Regions from separate parts of the Homo sapiens genome. Here region 2 is linked to region 1. A link is a loop called in an ENCODE intact Hi-C map of the cell type or tissue named here. Cell type or tissue: A673. All regions are shown on one strand. Links, peaks and the distances in the headings refer to the core of each region. The heading gives the core; the rest is flanking DNA.

Region 1 (7,863 bases), core at 1,023-6,022:
ATGATATATAAGACATCATTGGGTCAACCAGAAAATGAGAAAACAGATGGTAGGCTAGATAAAACTACTATATCAATTTTTTTTTTTTTTTAAATATAGAGTCTCTCTCTGTTGCCTAGGCTGGAGTGCAGTGGCACGATCACCGCTCACTCCAACCTCCACCTCCTGGATTCAAGCGATTCTCTTGCCTCAGCCTCCCGAGTAGCTAGGATTATAGGCATGTGCCACCACGCCCAGCTAATTTTTGTATTTTTAAAAGAGAGGGGATTTCACCCTGCTAGCCAGGCTGGTCTTGAACTCCTGACCTCAAGTGATCCACCCGCCTTGGCCTCCCAAAGTGCTGGGAGTACAGGCATGAGCCACTACACCCGGCCTTATCAATGTTACATTTACTGAGGTTTGTAACTGAACTATGGTTATGGAAGAGAATATTCTTAAGAAATACACACTGAAATGTTTAGGAGTAAAGGGCCGTGAAATATTAGTATTTAGAGAGGAGACAGAGAGAGAGAGCTGGGTAGGTAGATAAAAGACATGCAAAATGCTAACTATAGGTGGCTATGGTGTAAGGGAACAGGCTATTTTTTGTAGTATTTTTATTCTTGTAACTTTCTGTAAGTTTAAATCTTTTCCTAATAAAAAATAATTAAAAAGAATACAACTCTTAAAGGACACACACATGCTGCTGTGATGCACAGACCATGGAGGGGAAGGGCAGGAACCGGCCACATGGTCAGGCTGTCATTTCGGTATTTCAGGCGAGAGAAGATGGTGGCTTAGACCAGGACAGTGATAGGAAAAGGGACACGGGGCATTTGGGTTCTGGATATGTCTTGAAGGTACAGCTATTAGGATTTTTTGATTAATTCCATGTGGAGTTGAGAGAAAGGGAAGGGGCAATGGAGAGCCCCAAGTTTTCTGGCCCGAGCAACTGGAGCCTGGAGTTGTCAGTAACTGGGATGAAGTGGAGGGAAATGCAGATTTGAAGTGGGAGATTGAGAGTCCGCTTTTGGATATGGGCCTGGGTAAGTGGATTCAGGGAACATATTATTTAATTTTAATTAAACTAAAGTGCATAAAATGGATACTTAGCTTTAAAAGATTTCTACAAAGTAACCACAAATCAAAGATAAACTGAATACTGTAAGTGAAGGTGAATTTCCAAAATACTGCATTTTTGGTTGGTGAGATTGTAAGATTGGTGAACAATACTCTTCTTTGTTTAGATCTATGTATATTTGTGAGGAGTCTCTTCCTGCGACGACAACCTTACATTGACAATTAAAATATGCTGAATTTAAAATCAGACCTCAGAGTAACTGTAATACAAGATGTTAAACCAATATTTTAAAATATAATGAAGCATATTCAGTCACATTGTGCTTGTCAAAAAGAGCAAAATTCTTTTATTATATTGTATACAATTGTTATTATATAAATAAATAATTTAATATATTTATTTCATCTTTAATTCAAAATGGATATTCACTAAGATATCCTTTTTGGTGTCTGTCCTGTGAGATGAACAATAATTTAGTCATGTCACTTAACGATGTGGACATTTTGTGAGAAATGCATTGTTAGGTGATTTCATCATCATGTGGACATCATAAAGTGTACTTACGCAAACCTAAATGGTATAGCCTTTGCTCCTAGGCTATCAACTTGTACAGTATGTGATCTTACTGAATATTGTAGGCAGTTATAACACAATGGTTACACAGTATATGGGATCACAGTATATGTGGCCACTTCGCGTTGACTGAAATGTTTTGTAGCACGTGACTCTATTTTATAAAGTCATATATATGTATGTAATCTATAAATTTAAAAAATACATAAATAGGGGAGCATGCTCAAAATTTGAATCAGTAAATGGAGAGATCAGAAAAGTTTGGAGACCTCTGGGTTAGAATATAACACTAATTCCAGCCAGATAAGGCAGTTACCTTTGCCATCATCTGTTCCCTTCCAGTAAAGGTGTGGTGTGGATGGAACAGTATAGATTCAGACCCATTGCTAGGGACCCCAGCTCACTGCATATGTGTCCAGTGCATTAAGAGGTTTTGTCTAGGGCAAATAAGTGATAATACATCATCTAATGGAATATTCTGCAAATTCTAAAAAGAATGGATCAATTTGAATTGATATGGAAAGATGTCTGAGATACAATAAGTCAAAAAAGCAAGTGATAGAACAATGTACAGTGTCAAATAGACAAATCATACACATGTGCTGTGTATTCACAGAAACAGGGGCTACCTGTAGAGAGTGGAGAAGGAAATTTGTTTTTAATGTACTGTTTAATAAAAAAAAACATAAACATGTATTTGTTCAATATTTAAAAAGTTTTGAAATGTTTATCCTCTTTGAAACTCCTTTTATGATGTTATCCTGGAGAAATAAAGATATAATAACTATTTTGTATTAAGTTGATCATTGTGACATTATAATGGTGAAAAATTAGAAATAACCTAAACATCTAGCATTTAGAGAATGATTAATATTGGGAAAATGAACTGTAATATAATGCGGTCTTTTAAAAATCAAGTTTCTGAAAATTTCACCAGATGGAGAAATACTGACAATATGCTAATTAAATTCACTATTAATCTTGATGTAAAATCTGTGTTAATCTCCATGATGTTAAAAATGCATAGAAAAATAAAAAGCCTAGAAGAAAATATTCCCAAATGACAACAGAAGTTGCCTCTGGTAGTGAGATTACAGGAGATTCTTTATTTTCTGAACCTTTGTATTTTCATATTCTTTTCACTTTTTTTCTGCAGTAAGCATGCATTATTTTGTAATGTGAAAGAAAAAGAAAGTAAAATACTGAGAAAATTATGACGTGCATTCCTGGCATGAGTCAGGAGCTGAATTTTCATGTTTAAATTAGTTTCAGAAACACAGGAGTGGTTTCTAGGCAACCTGCTTGGGAAATTATGTTCATTTCCATTGTTGCTGGAGTGTGCGTGAGTGTCTGAAAGAAAATGTAAGAGACGAACCTTTGCAAAAGCAGACTCCTGCTAAGGAAAAATAAGCTTTGCCACCCAGTTTTGGTCATGGGGACTTGAGTTACTGTGACCTCAGAGGCCCCTAGGGGCCTGATCATTTTTTTTCTTTCTTTTTTCCTCCATCTTTTCTTTTCTTTTCTTTCTTTCTTCCTTCCTTTTTCTTTGCTTGCTTTTTTTTTTTTCAAATGAGTGATTGATTTTAATGAGGATTGCTATAGGATGCTATAGGATGCTATAGGAATGTCTAATGTACAGTACATTAGACATTCAAGCCTCTGCATAAGGTGTGGGAAACTGAGAGGGGAGAGAGAATCAAGCAAAAACCCCCACTCTGTGCCTCTGCTGAGAATCCAGGGCTGTAATTGAGGCCGTTGCAAGGCTTTACAAGACGGATTGTAGCTCAGGATGTGAAAAGATTGCCTCATCATCATGTGAGTCATTTACCATTATTATAGACAATCCTGCTGTGCCAAAGGGCTTTTAATCAGAAGGAAACACTGAAAAATGGAATCAGGGCTAAGAAACGCTTGGCCCAGCCTGATGGGCTGTGGAGGATGGTCTGAGTTAAGAATATTTTTTAGCCTCAAGGGAGATGCGTTCTTCACTAAGCGTTTGCAGAAGGTGCAGAAGGTATTGTTCTCAGCCCACGGTGTGTGTTTTGTTGACCTTGACTGCGTTTTTCAGCAAGAAGGAAAGGCTATTTGCCTGATAAATGGAATCGGAGCTCAGCGTCTCGCTCCTAGGCCCCCTAGTGGTTGTCTTTTGCAATTAAAAAAATGAAGTGACGTGAGGTCAACAGCAGGCTCTTTGGGTAACGATCGCAGGTGACTAGAGTGTGCTGCCTTTGACGCTGGCTCCCCCAGACTTCATCAAAGCTCAGGGGAGAAGCCTTGAAAATCAGGAGCTCCAGAGGGACAGACGCATTTCCTCACAGAACGCGGGACAGGAAGGCAGGAACCTTCCGTTGTGGATGGTGAAGAGCTTGTTCTGTCTTCAAACTTCTGAACCAATGTCCTGCATTCCATGTATGTGGCTCATGGTTCTGACCACTGCTGCTTTAAAATGACAGACCTCTGGGCCGGGCACGGTGGCTCACGCCTGTCTGTAATCCCAGCACTTTGGGAGGCCGAGGCGGGCAGATTACGAGGTCAGGAGATCGAGACCATCCTGGCTAACACGGTGAAACCCCTGTCTCTACTAAAAATACAAAAAAAAAAAAAAAAAAAAAAAAAAAAAAAAAAATTAGCCGGGCTTGGTGGCGGGCGCCTGTAGTTCCAGTCCCAGCTACTCCGGAGGCTGAGGCAGTAGAATTGCTTGAATCCAGGAGGCGAAGCTTGCAGTGAGCCGAGATCGTGCCACTGCACTCCAGCCTGGATGACAGAGTGAGACTCCATCTCTCACACACACAAAAAACAAAACAAAACAAACAAACAAACAAACAAACAAAAAGACAGACCCCTGGAAGGTAAATGAAGAGAGGGACCAACAGTGACTGCCCCTCCTTCTCTGGCAGCTCTTGAGGGCAGGCCCTTCTCTTTTCATCTTGTACTCCAGGGCTTATCAAAAGGGCTTAGTATAAGTAGACTCCACAGATGCTTGTGGTCTGAATGATATGTGGAGCCCAGTGGGGTAGATAATATTATTCCTTTCACCCATGAGGAAACTGAGGTGCAAAGAAGATTTTTTAAAAATGCCTGAGATCTCTCACTAATAAATGACAGAACAGAAACTCCAGTCCCAAATCCCAAAGGCTTTTTTTCTACCAAGATGCACCCCCACGCCTCCACCATGCACTCCATCTTGCTGGTCCAGTCCGTCAAGTGAGAGCCTCGTTTTTGGTCTCTGCCTCCTATGGATCAGTCCACCCTGGAGGCACAACCTTCTTTCCCTTCTCTGAACTTCTGGTTCAGACCTCTCATTTGGCAGCGAGTCACGCCTTTAAGGAATAGTTGGCAGGGTGCAGTGGCTCACGCCTATAATCCCAGCACTGTGGGAGGCTGATGTGGGCAAATCGCTTGAGCTTAGGAGTTCGGGACTAGCCCGGGCAACATGGTGAAATCCCTGTCTCTACTAAAAATAAAAAAAAAAAGTAGCTGGATGTGGTGGCGGTGCCTGTGGTCCCAGCTCTCTGGAGGCCGAGGTGGGAGGATCGCTTGAGTCCAGGAGGCAGAGGTTGCAATGACCTGAGATTGCACCATTGCACTCCAGTGGGTGACAAAGCAAGACCCTGTCAAAAAAAAAAAAAAAAAGAGTCAGGTGCAGTGGCTCACGCCTGTAATCCCAGCACTTTGGGAGGCCAAGGCAGGTGGATCTCCTGAGGTCAGGAATTTGAGACCAGCCTGGCCAACATGGTGAAACCCCGTCTCTACCAAAAATACAAAAAAATTAGCCGGACCTGGTGGCAGGCGCCTGTAATCCCAGCTACTTGGGAGGCTGAGGCAGGAGAATCTTTTGAACCCGGGAGATGGAGGTTGCAGTGAGCCGAGACTGTGCCATTGAACTCCAGCCTGGGGAACAAGAGTGAGACTTCTCTCAAAAAAAAAAAAAAAATAGTCTTCTTGCTTGCATTACTTATTTAACTTTTATTGTTATTCAGCTTTTCTTAGAAATTTGTCTTTTTCCTCTAAATATTCCATAATCACCTTGAAGGATGAGATGATGTGTAGTTAATTCTTGTGAACTCTCTGCCCAGCATTCAGTAAATATTTGCAGTATGAGTGGATTTTGCAGCACTATTCTGATCAAAACTCACCTCTCAGTGCCTGTTTCTACTGGGAAACTAGGAAATATTTTTTTTGTTTTGTTTTGTGTTGTTTGAGACAGAGTCTCGCTCTGTCACCCAGGCTGGAGTGCAGTGGCCAGATCTTGGCTCACTGCAACTTCTGCATCCCGGGTTCAAGCGATTTTCCTGCCTCAGCTTCCCAAGTAGCCGGGACTACAGGCGCCCACCACCATGCCAGGCTGATGTTTGTATTTTTAGTAGAGATGGGGTTTCACCATTTTGGCCAGGCTGGTCTCGAACTCCTGACCTTGTGATCCACCCACCTTAGCCTCCCAAAGTGCTGGGATTACAGGTGTGAGCCACCATGACCAGCTGGAAGTGGTTTTAATATTTATCTTAAAACATGTATTCTCATCAAAAAGGTGATCCACTCCCCTCTGCTGAGGGGCTTACAACCTAAGTTAAGTTAAATACAGTTCTCTTTTCTCCAGAAGCTTAACTCTTGAGCTTGTACTTATCTTACTTATCTTGGCTATTACTACACTGGATTTAGGTCAAAGGTAGAATTTTTTTTTTTTTTTTGAAACAGAGTCTCACTCTGTCGCCCAGGCTGGACTGCAGTGGTGCGATCTCGGCTCACTGCAACCTCCACCTCCCGGGTTCAAGTGATTCTTTTGCCTCAGCTTCCCGAGAATCTGGGATTATAGGCGCCTGCCACCACGCCCAGCTAATTTTTATATTTTTAGTAGAGGTGGGGTTTTGCCATGTTGGCCAGGCTGGTCTCGAACTCCTGATCTCAAGTGATCTGCCTGCCTCGGCCTCCCAAAGTGCTGGGATTACAGGCATGAGCCTCTGCATCCAGGCTAGGTCAAAGGTGGAATCTAAATTCATTTAGGTCCTTCCATTTTGACTGGAATCTGTCAGCTCCCAAACACAGCACATCCGTTCCGCAACGGGGATCCACTCTGACAAGCTGGGTCACAGTGGGGCTAGTTTCTCTGCCAGGCGCATTTACATCCAAGGTTGTTTCATCTTGCTCTTAAGGCTGCCCTTTAGGGAGCCATGCTTGGCACAGGTGTGTGCACATTAAGGTTAAGACACTCAGCTGCCACCATCCTCTCACCGCGGACACCAGAAGCGTCACTGCCCAGGGAAGGCCAGCCAAGACTGCCTGGGGAATTGTGGCATGGGAGGAGGGTGACTGCCAATCAAGAGATCTCTGTCAGGCCTGGCTCTCACCACTACAATCATGTATTTCATGAGCATTTATTGGACACCTCTTGTATATCAAATACTGGGGATACCAAGACAAATGGAGCATCTGAGAGATGCTCAGTCTGGCCGGGGAGACAATAGGTAAACAGTTGAGTAACGGGATGGGCACTGTGATAGAAGTATGTACCAGAAACCACAAGAACATAGGAGAGGAAGCACGGAATTCTGCCTGGGAGGTTGGAAAGGGCTTTCTCGATTAGGTGATTTTCAAGATGAGACTTGAAAGAGAAGCTGTTCACTGGTTGGGCATGGAGGGGACAACTATTCCAGGCTGAGGGACAACATGGAAACAGCATGGAGGCCCGAGAGAGTGCAGCAAATCACCTTGCTATTAGAGCTATGTGGGGCCGGGTGCGGTGGCTCATGCCTGTAATCCCAGCACTTTGGGAGGCCTAGGTGGGCAGATCACCTGAGGTCAGGAGTTTGAGACTAGCCTGGCCAACATAGGGAAACCCCGTCTCTACTGAAAATACAAAAATTAGCCAGGTGTGGTGATGCATGCCTGTAATCCCAGCTACTCAGGAGGATGAGGCAGGAGAATCACTTGAACCCGGGAAGTGGAGGTTGCAGTGAGCCGAGATCGTGCCACTGTACGCCAGCTTGGGCGACAGAGCCAGACTCCGTCTTAAATAAATAAATAAATAAATAAATAGAGGGGAAAAAAAGAAAAGAAAAGAGAAAAAAAGCTATGTGGGATGGCAGGCGATGCACCTGGTGAGGAAGGCAGGACAGAGAGTTTGAAGGGTCTCCTATGCCATGATTTAGAGCAGGGCCTTCATCCTGTGGGTGATGGGGGACATGGGAGGATTTCATACAGGCAGGGGAGTGTAACATGGTCAGAGTCCAAAA
Region 2 (7,863 bases), core at 1,751-6,750, 320 kb before region 1:
GCATTTTGGGAGGCCGAGGTGAGCAGATCATGCGGTCAAGAGATTGAGACCATCCTGGCCAACATGGTGAAACCCCACCTCTACTAAAAATACAAAAATTAGCTTGGTGTGGTGGCACGCGCCTGTAGTCCCAGCTACTTGTGAGGCTGAGGCAGGAGAATTGCTTGAACCCAGGAGGCAGAGGTTGCAGTGAGCTAAGATTGCGCCACTGCACTCTAGCCTGGGGACAGAGCGAGACTCCATCTCAAAAAAAAAAAAAAAAATGGAAGTATATAATGAATAACCGAGGTTGTGCAAAATTGAAAGGACAAAAGTCAAGGAAGTTACTTTGTTTTGTTTTGTTTTATTTTGTTATTTTGAAATGGTGTTTCACTATCACCCAGGTTGGAGTGCAGTGGCATTATCTCGGCTCACTGCAGCTCGGACCCCCAGGATCCAAGCAATCCTCCCACGTCAGCCTTTGGAGTAGTAGCTGGGACTACAGGCACTCACTAGGATACCTGGCTTATTTTTGTATTTTTTGTAGAGACAGGGTCTCACTAGGTAGCCCAGGCTGGTCTCAAACTCCTGAGCTCAGATGATCCACCCGTGTTGGCCTCCCAAAGTGCTGGGATTACAGACGTGAACCACTGCTTTCTCCCTACCTGTTTTTCTTTTTTTGAGGAAGAGTCTTACTCTGCCCAGGCTGGAGTGCAGTGGCGCAATCACAGTTCACTGCAGCCTTGATCTCCTTCCTGAGCTCCAGCAATCCTCCTGTCTCAGCTTCCCAAAGTGCTGGCATTACAGGTGTGAGCCACCGAGCCCAGCCAAGAGAAACACTTTCTATTATTTATAACCAATCAAATGTCATTATAGGCCGGGCACAGCGGCTCACGCCTGTATTCTCAGCTACTTGAGAGGCTGAGGCAGAAGAATCACTTGAACCCAGGAGGCAGAGGTTGCGGTGAGCCAAGATCATGCCACTGCACTCCAGCCTGGGGGACAGAGTGAGACTGTCTCAAAAAAAAAAAAAAAAGTTGTTATATAATACCCAGCAGATTGTTAAGTACTTGAACTTCAAATTTCTAGTTTAACTGGAAATGTAACCAAATTAGAACTGGTAGCCAACACTATTTGACTTGTCTGAGAGATGTGCCAAGGATTTGCGCAACTTTTGCCTTATGAAGTTTTCCAAGTAATTATAGAAACTGCACAGTTCTTGGAATGTGGGCTACCTAGATAAATACTGTTTTGGGAAAACTCTACAGGGTTCAGTTATGCAGAGACTTGTCTAGAGACTAAAGAAAATTAAGCAGAGTCTGCAGGAAATTTAAGGACTAATTTCACTTTCTAATCATAACTGAGATATATCATAATTTTCAGGATACACGAAGTTTCTTGTTAATTGAATTATTTGATAAATTAAATCTTAACCAGAAAACTCCTTTTCTTTCCACTCTTTTGGAAATATTTCTAGAATACATCAGTTATTTTTTCAGTCCTTAGAAAGCACAGGATAGGCTGGGCACAGTGGCTCACACCTATAATCTCAATGAGATAAAGTACCTAAAAGTGCTTAACACAGTGCCTGGAGTATAATATGTGCTTAATAACTGTTGTCTACTATTTTCTTTTTCTTTTTCTTTTTTTTTTCAAGACGGAGTCTCATACTGTTGCCTGGGCTGGAGAGTAATGGCACGATCTTGGCTCACTGCAACCTCCGCCTCCCGGGTTCAAGTGATTCTCCTACCTCAGCCTCCAGAGTAGCTGGGATTATAGTTGCCTGCCACCACACCCAACTAATTTTTTGTATTTTTAGTAGAGACAGGGTTTTACTATGTTGGCCAGGCTGGTCTTGAACTCCTGACCTCATTATCTGCCTGCCTCGGCCTGCCAAAGTGCTGGGATCATAGGCGTGAGCCACCGTGCACAGCCTACTATTGTTAATATTGTTCATATTATTGCCATTATTGCTGTTAGTTCTCTTTGGTTTCTAGGAGCAAAGGAAATGAACTTAAGCTAGCTTAAGCAAGGAAAAAAATGTATATATATATATATATAAAATCATCATCATATGTATAATAATGATAACAGGGGTGCTTCATGGAACCCAAGTAAAATTACAGCTAGACTTCAAGAAAGGAGTCAGGTAAGAACTGAAAGATGGTATCAGCAATACATTCTACTCCTAATTTCCCTCTCAACATCTCCTTCATTCTTTTTTTTTTTCCGAGACAGAGTTTCACTCTTGTTGCCCAGGCTGGAGTGCAATGGCATGATCTCCACTCACTGCAATCTCTGTCTCCTGCGGTCAAGTGATTCTCCTGCCTCAGGCTCCCAAGTAGCTGCGATTATAGGCATACGCCATCATGCCAGGCTAATTTTTGTATTTTTACTAGAGATGGGGTTTCACCATGCTAGTCAGGCTGGTCTCAAACTCCTGAACTCAGGTGACCCACCCGCCTTGGCCTTCCAAAATGTTGGGAGTACAGGTGTGAGCCACTGTACCCGGCCCTTCATACTTTGCTCTTTAAAAAGAGCTCCTTCTTTGCTTTTCAGTCCACATGACATGCAGTAGAGAATCACCTCTCATCTTTTGTTTGCTTGTTTGTTTGTTTGTTTTGAGACGGAGTCTCTCACTGTCACCTGGGCTGGAGTGCAATGGTGTGATCTTGGCTCACTGCAACCTCTGCCTCCCAGGTTCAAGCAATTCTCCTGCCTCAGGCTCCCGAGTAGCTGGGATTACAGGCACCAGCCACCAAGCCCCGGCTAATTTTTTGTATTTTTAGTAGTGATGGAGTTTCACTATGTTGGCCAGGCTGGTCTCGAATTCCTGACCTCGTGATCCGCCTGCCTCGGCCTCCCAAAGTGCTCGGATTACAGGCGTGAGCCACCATGCCCAGCCTTGTTTGTATTTTTAGTAGAGACAGTGTTTCACCATGTTGGCCAGGCCAACTCCTGGACTCAATTGATCTCCCTGCCTCTGCCTCCCAAAATGCTGGGATTATAGGTGTGAGCCTCCACACCCAGCCACCTCTCATCTTCTGAGTTTACATAGCCTACATCTTAGATTAGCTCAGACTAAACTAGAATCTCTTAGTCCAAATAAGAAATGCCAAGGACAACAAATGGAATTCTTTTTTCTTTTTCCCATAGAACTTACCATCTAGAATACAAAATAATTTACTTATTTTTTTTTGATGATTTATGGTTTGCCTCTCCAGATGCGCATGCCTTGTTTAATCAACTGGGGCCAAGTGTGCAGGGTCATGTCTAAAACGTGAAGTGAACCACCATTAATGAATTGGGAAACGAGTAACAATTTTCAGAGAAAGGAAGAATCATGCACCAGATATATCCTCCAAAAGATCTCCACCAAAGTTTTATTTCCGTTAAAGTTAGTGCCAACTCGGTGTTCTTTATATTACACACACCCAACATTCACAATAAAAATAAAATCTCTCTCAGCATCACATTTAATTATTTAAATGAAATTTTCAGAGTTTGACTTTTTAAATTCTTTTTTTTTTTTTTGAGATGGAGTTTCACTCTTGTTGCCCAAGCCGGAGTGCAATGGCATGATCTCAGCTCACTGCAACCTCCACCTCCTGGGTTCAAGCGATTCTCCTGCCTCATCCTCCTGAGTAGCTGGGATTACAGGTGCAAACCACCAAGCCTGGCTATTTTGCATTTTTAGTAGAGACGGGGTTTCACCATGTTGGCCAGGCTGGTCTCGAACTCCCGACCTCAAGAGATCCACCCCCCTTGGCCTCCCAAAGTGCTGGGATTACAGGCGTGAGCCACCAACCCAGGCCCACTGTTCACATTTTAACAAGTAATCTTTAATATATATTTATAGATTCAAAATTAATAATACAGCTGGGTGTGGTGGCTCAGACCTCTAATCTCAGCCCACTGGGAGGACAAGGCAGGCGAATCACTTGAGGTCAGGAGTTGGAGACCAGCCTGGTCAACATAGTGAAACCCTGTTTCTACTAAAAATAGAAAAATTGGCTGGGTGTGGTGGCGCATGCCTGTAATCCCAGCTACTTGGGAGGCTGAGGCACCAGAATTGCTTGAACCTGGGAGGCAGAGGTTGCAGTGAGCCCAGATTGCACCACTGCACTCCAGCCCGAGTGACACAGCAAGACTCCACCTGAAAAAACAACAACAAAAAAAAAAAAAAAAAAAAAAGAAGAAGAAGAAGAAGAAAGAAAGCTATTACTCATAAGAAACTCCATGGCTGGACCATGATCTGCATCCCTGAGTCTGTCACAGTTAGTGTTGCAAGACAGACTTATTCCTCCTTGTGTGCCATTCCCTTTCTGGGGTATTTAGCACATGCCATGGGGAACAGAAGGGATATTTGGCAATGTGACTAAATGCAGGGAGAGAGACAGACAGAGACTGTTTTTGAATATTAACAGAGAAGGGCAGTCTTTTCAATGTGAACAGTCTGATTGTATATACACCATGGATAGGATTGATACACTCCCGATCTCATCTAAAGTGGAGCAGAGCTGAATGGCTCAAGCCTGTGCCAAATGTAGAAAAGAGATAGGATCCTAGGGAAAGGGTGCAAGTCTCTGTCATGGAGGGAGGAGAAAAGAAAGAGAAGATCCCAAAGGGAGATTGTATATTTGTGGGAAAAAAGAGGCGTGGCCATGTAGGGCAGCTCAATGGACCTAAATGAAGGTGTCCTAAATGGACCACTGCCCATTAAGGATAAATGGGAAAGCTGATATGAAAAGAATAGAGGAACTCTTTCCGAACTCTTACTTCCTTGGTACTTGGAGTTGGGAGCTCTGACACTAACTTGAAGCAAGGGACTATTATGTACATTCTGTAAGAATGAAGCTCTGTGGGGGCAAGGATCTTTATTTTGTTCACTCATGTATCCTAAGTGCCTGGCACCTATAGGTACTCAATAAATATTTGTTCAATTAAATAAATTATAGATTGTGTATATATGCTTGACTGGCTAACAGAGGGATTGTTTTATATTGGATTGTACCACCTCTGCATTTCCTATTCAGAGCATAATTCTGATGTTTCGTTAGAAATCAGCTGGACGTGGTGGCTCACGCCTGTAATCCCAGCACTTTGGGAAGCTGAAGCGGGCAGATCACAAGGTCAGGAGATGGAGACCATCCTGGCTAATATGGTGAAACCCCATCTCTACTAAAAATACAAAAAGTATCTGGGTGTGGTGGCGTGTGCCTGTAATCCCAGCTACTCGGGAGGCTGAGGCAGAAGAATCGCTTGAACCTGGGAGGCAGAGGTGCAGTGAACAGAGATCACACCACTGCACTCAAGCCTGGTGATAGAGTGAGACTCCATGTCAAAAAGAAAGAAAGAAAAGAAACCAACTAGTAAGGCAGGGCGCAGTGGCTCATGCCTGTAATTCCAGCACTTTAGGAGGCAGAGGAGGACGTATCACTTGAGGTCACAAGTTCAGGATCAGCCTGGTCAATATGGTGAAACCCCATCTCTTCTAAAAATATAAAATTTAAAAAAAACAAAAAAACAAAAACAAAAATTAACGAGGCATGGTGGTGCATGCCTGTAGTCCCAGCTACTGGGGAGGCTGAGGCAGGAGGATCACTTGAACCTAGGAGATGGAGGTTACAGTGAGCCAAGATTGCACAGCTGCACTCCAGCCTGAGCAAGAGAGCTGAACTCTGTCACAAAAAAAAAAAAAAAAAAAATCAACCAGCAGGGCTGGGCGTGGTGGCTCAAGTCTGTAATTCCAGCACTTTGGGAGGCTGAGGCAGGCAGATCACTTGAGGTCCCAAGGTACTGGGATTACAGGAGTGAGCCACCCCACCCAGCCAGATGGGTTTTATTTAACCCTATATATCTTGACTGACTTTCCAACCTGACTCTGGCATAGAATTACCAGATAAGGAATAAAAGTATTTTTATTTTTATTTATTATTATTATTTTTTGAGACGGAGTTTCCCTCTGTCGCCCAGGCTGGAGTGCAGTGGTGCAATCCTGGCTCACTGCAACCTTTCTGCCTCCCGGGTTCAAGCAATTCTCCTGCCTCAGCCTCCCGAGTAGCTGGGATTACAGGTGCCCGCCACCACGCCAGGCTAACCTTTGTATTTTGTTTTTTCTTTAAGACAGAGTCTCTCTCTGTCGCCAGGCTGTAGTACAGTGGCGCGATCTCAGCTCACTGCAACCTCCGACTCCCTGGTTCAAGAGATTCTCCTGCCCCAGCCTCCCAAGTAGCTGGGATTACAGCAACGCACCACCACGCCCAGCAAATTTTTGTATTTTTAGTAAAGACGGGTTTTCACCATGTTGGCCAGGCTGGTCTCAATCTCCTGACCTTGTGATCCACCCACCTCGGCCTCCCAAAGTGCTGGGATTACAGGCGTAAGCCGCCGCACCAGGCCCGGCCTTACTTTTTTATTTTTAGTAGAGACGGGGTTTCACCATGTTGGCCAGGATGGTCTCAATCTGTTGATCTCATGATCCGCCTGCCTCAGCCTCCCAAAGTGCTGGTATTACAGGCGTGAGCCACCGCGCCTGGCCAGAATCAAAGTATTTTACCCCAAAACATGTTTCTTTGGCGTATTTTAAAATGGCCCTGCAAAGCTGTTCTTTGTGGGGGAAATTTGCATCTGTAAAGGATCTCTATTAACGTAGCTATATCTTTTTCCTCCAGACACTCCCAATGCTAAAGAGATTAACTACGATCTGAACAGAAAACATTTGTCATCTATTGTCTCTAAGGGGAGTCACTATAAGACTTCCAAAGAACTTTGGTCTCCACAATCTTTATCTTACCCTGAACATTCCCTTTCTATCAATCTCAAATCTTTAGTCAAACTCGACCAATTGTTAACCAGAAAATGTTCAAATTCACCTATAGCCTGTAAGCGCCCCCTCCCACCCCTTTGAGTTGTCCCCCGTTTCTGGACCATAGCAATGTATTTCTTTTTCTTTCTTTCTTTCCTTTTTTTTTTTTTTGGACACAGAGTCTCCTTCTGTCCCCCAGGCTAGAGTGCAGTGAACTCACTGCAACCTCTGCCTCCTGGATTCAAGGGATTCCCCTGCCTCAGCCTCCTGCGCAGCTGGGACTACAGGTGTGTGCCACCACGCCTGGCTAATTGAGACTATCTTTTCATTCTCTATATGGAAAATAATATTATAAAATTGTTGCCCTATGAGAAGATGACCAAAGATCACCAAATTTTTGGAAAATGAGAAGATGGAAACATGGATTCTTTCATTTGACTGTTGGCTTAATCCATAAATATTTATTAGTTGCCCACTATATTTTCTTTTTTTTCTTTTCTTTTTTTTTTTTTTTTTTTTTTTGATATGGAATCTTGTTCTGTTGTCCAGGCTGGAGTGCCATGGCAATGTCTCAGCTCATTGCAACCTCTGCCTCTCAGGCTCAAGAGATTCTCCTGCCTCAGCCTGCCAAGTAGCTGGGATTACAGGTGCCCGCCACCACGCCCGGCTAGTTTTTTTTTTTGAGATGGAGTCTTGCTCTGTCGCCCAGGTTAGAGTGCAGTGGCACAATCTTGGCTCACTGCAACCTCCACTTCCTGGGTTCAAGCAATTCTCCTGCCTCAGCCTCCTGAGTAGCTGGGATTACAGGCCCCCACCACCACACCTGGCTAATTTTTGTATTTTTAGTAGAGATGGGGTTTCACAGTCTTGGCCAGGCTGGTCTCGAACTCCTGACATCAGGTGATCCACCTGCCTTGGCCTCCCAAAGTGGTGGGATTACAGGCTTGAGCCACTGTGCCCGGCCGCCCACTATACTTTCAAAAATGCTGACAGAGGTTGGGAGTAGAACACTAAATAGATGTAAATAGTCCTGCACATCAAGGAATTCACAGTCTAAGGTGGAATAGGCCCCTAAC

Evidence for each region. A loop is a pair of places that touch in the nucleus more often than their neighbours do. Peaks named below come from ENCODE experiments on the same cell type or tissue, not always from the same donor. Only the 100,000 strongest peaks of a DNase experiment are listed, where the experiment ranks them.
Region 2: it touches region 1 in a loop (2.7-fold over the local background); 2 of 110 quality-filtered maps call a loop at or near these places.

Annotation. Positions count from the first base shown.
Region 1 is chr4:40,313,533-40,321,395 of GRCh38, forward strand. All of the region lies in intron 2 of LINC02265 (long intergenic non-protein coding RNA 2265), which reads left to right. Among named protein-coding and RNA genes, the nearest start is that of LINC02265, 10 kb to the left of the region's middle. RefSeq lists enhancers at 3,042-3,880, 3,489-3,788. In A673, for the core only: CTCF peaks have their summits at 3,753 (motif pointing left) and 3,958; DNase peaks (open chromatin) are centred at 2,969, 3,439, 3,759 and 4,959; H3K4me3 peaks cover 1,312 bases; H3K27ac peaks cover 3,367 bases.
Region 2 is chr4:39,990,336-39,998,198 of GRCh38, forward strand. No RefSeq gene overlaps it. Among named protein-coding and RNA genes, the nearest start is that of PDS5A, 16 kb to the left of the region's middle. RefSeq lists an enhancer at 1-327. In A673, for the core only: no CTCF peak of the experiment used is centred there; no DNase peak of the experiment used is centred there.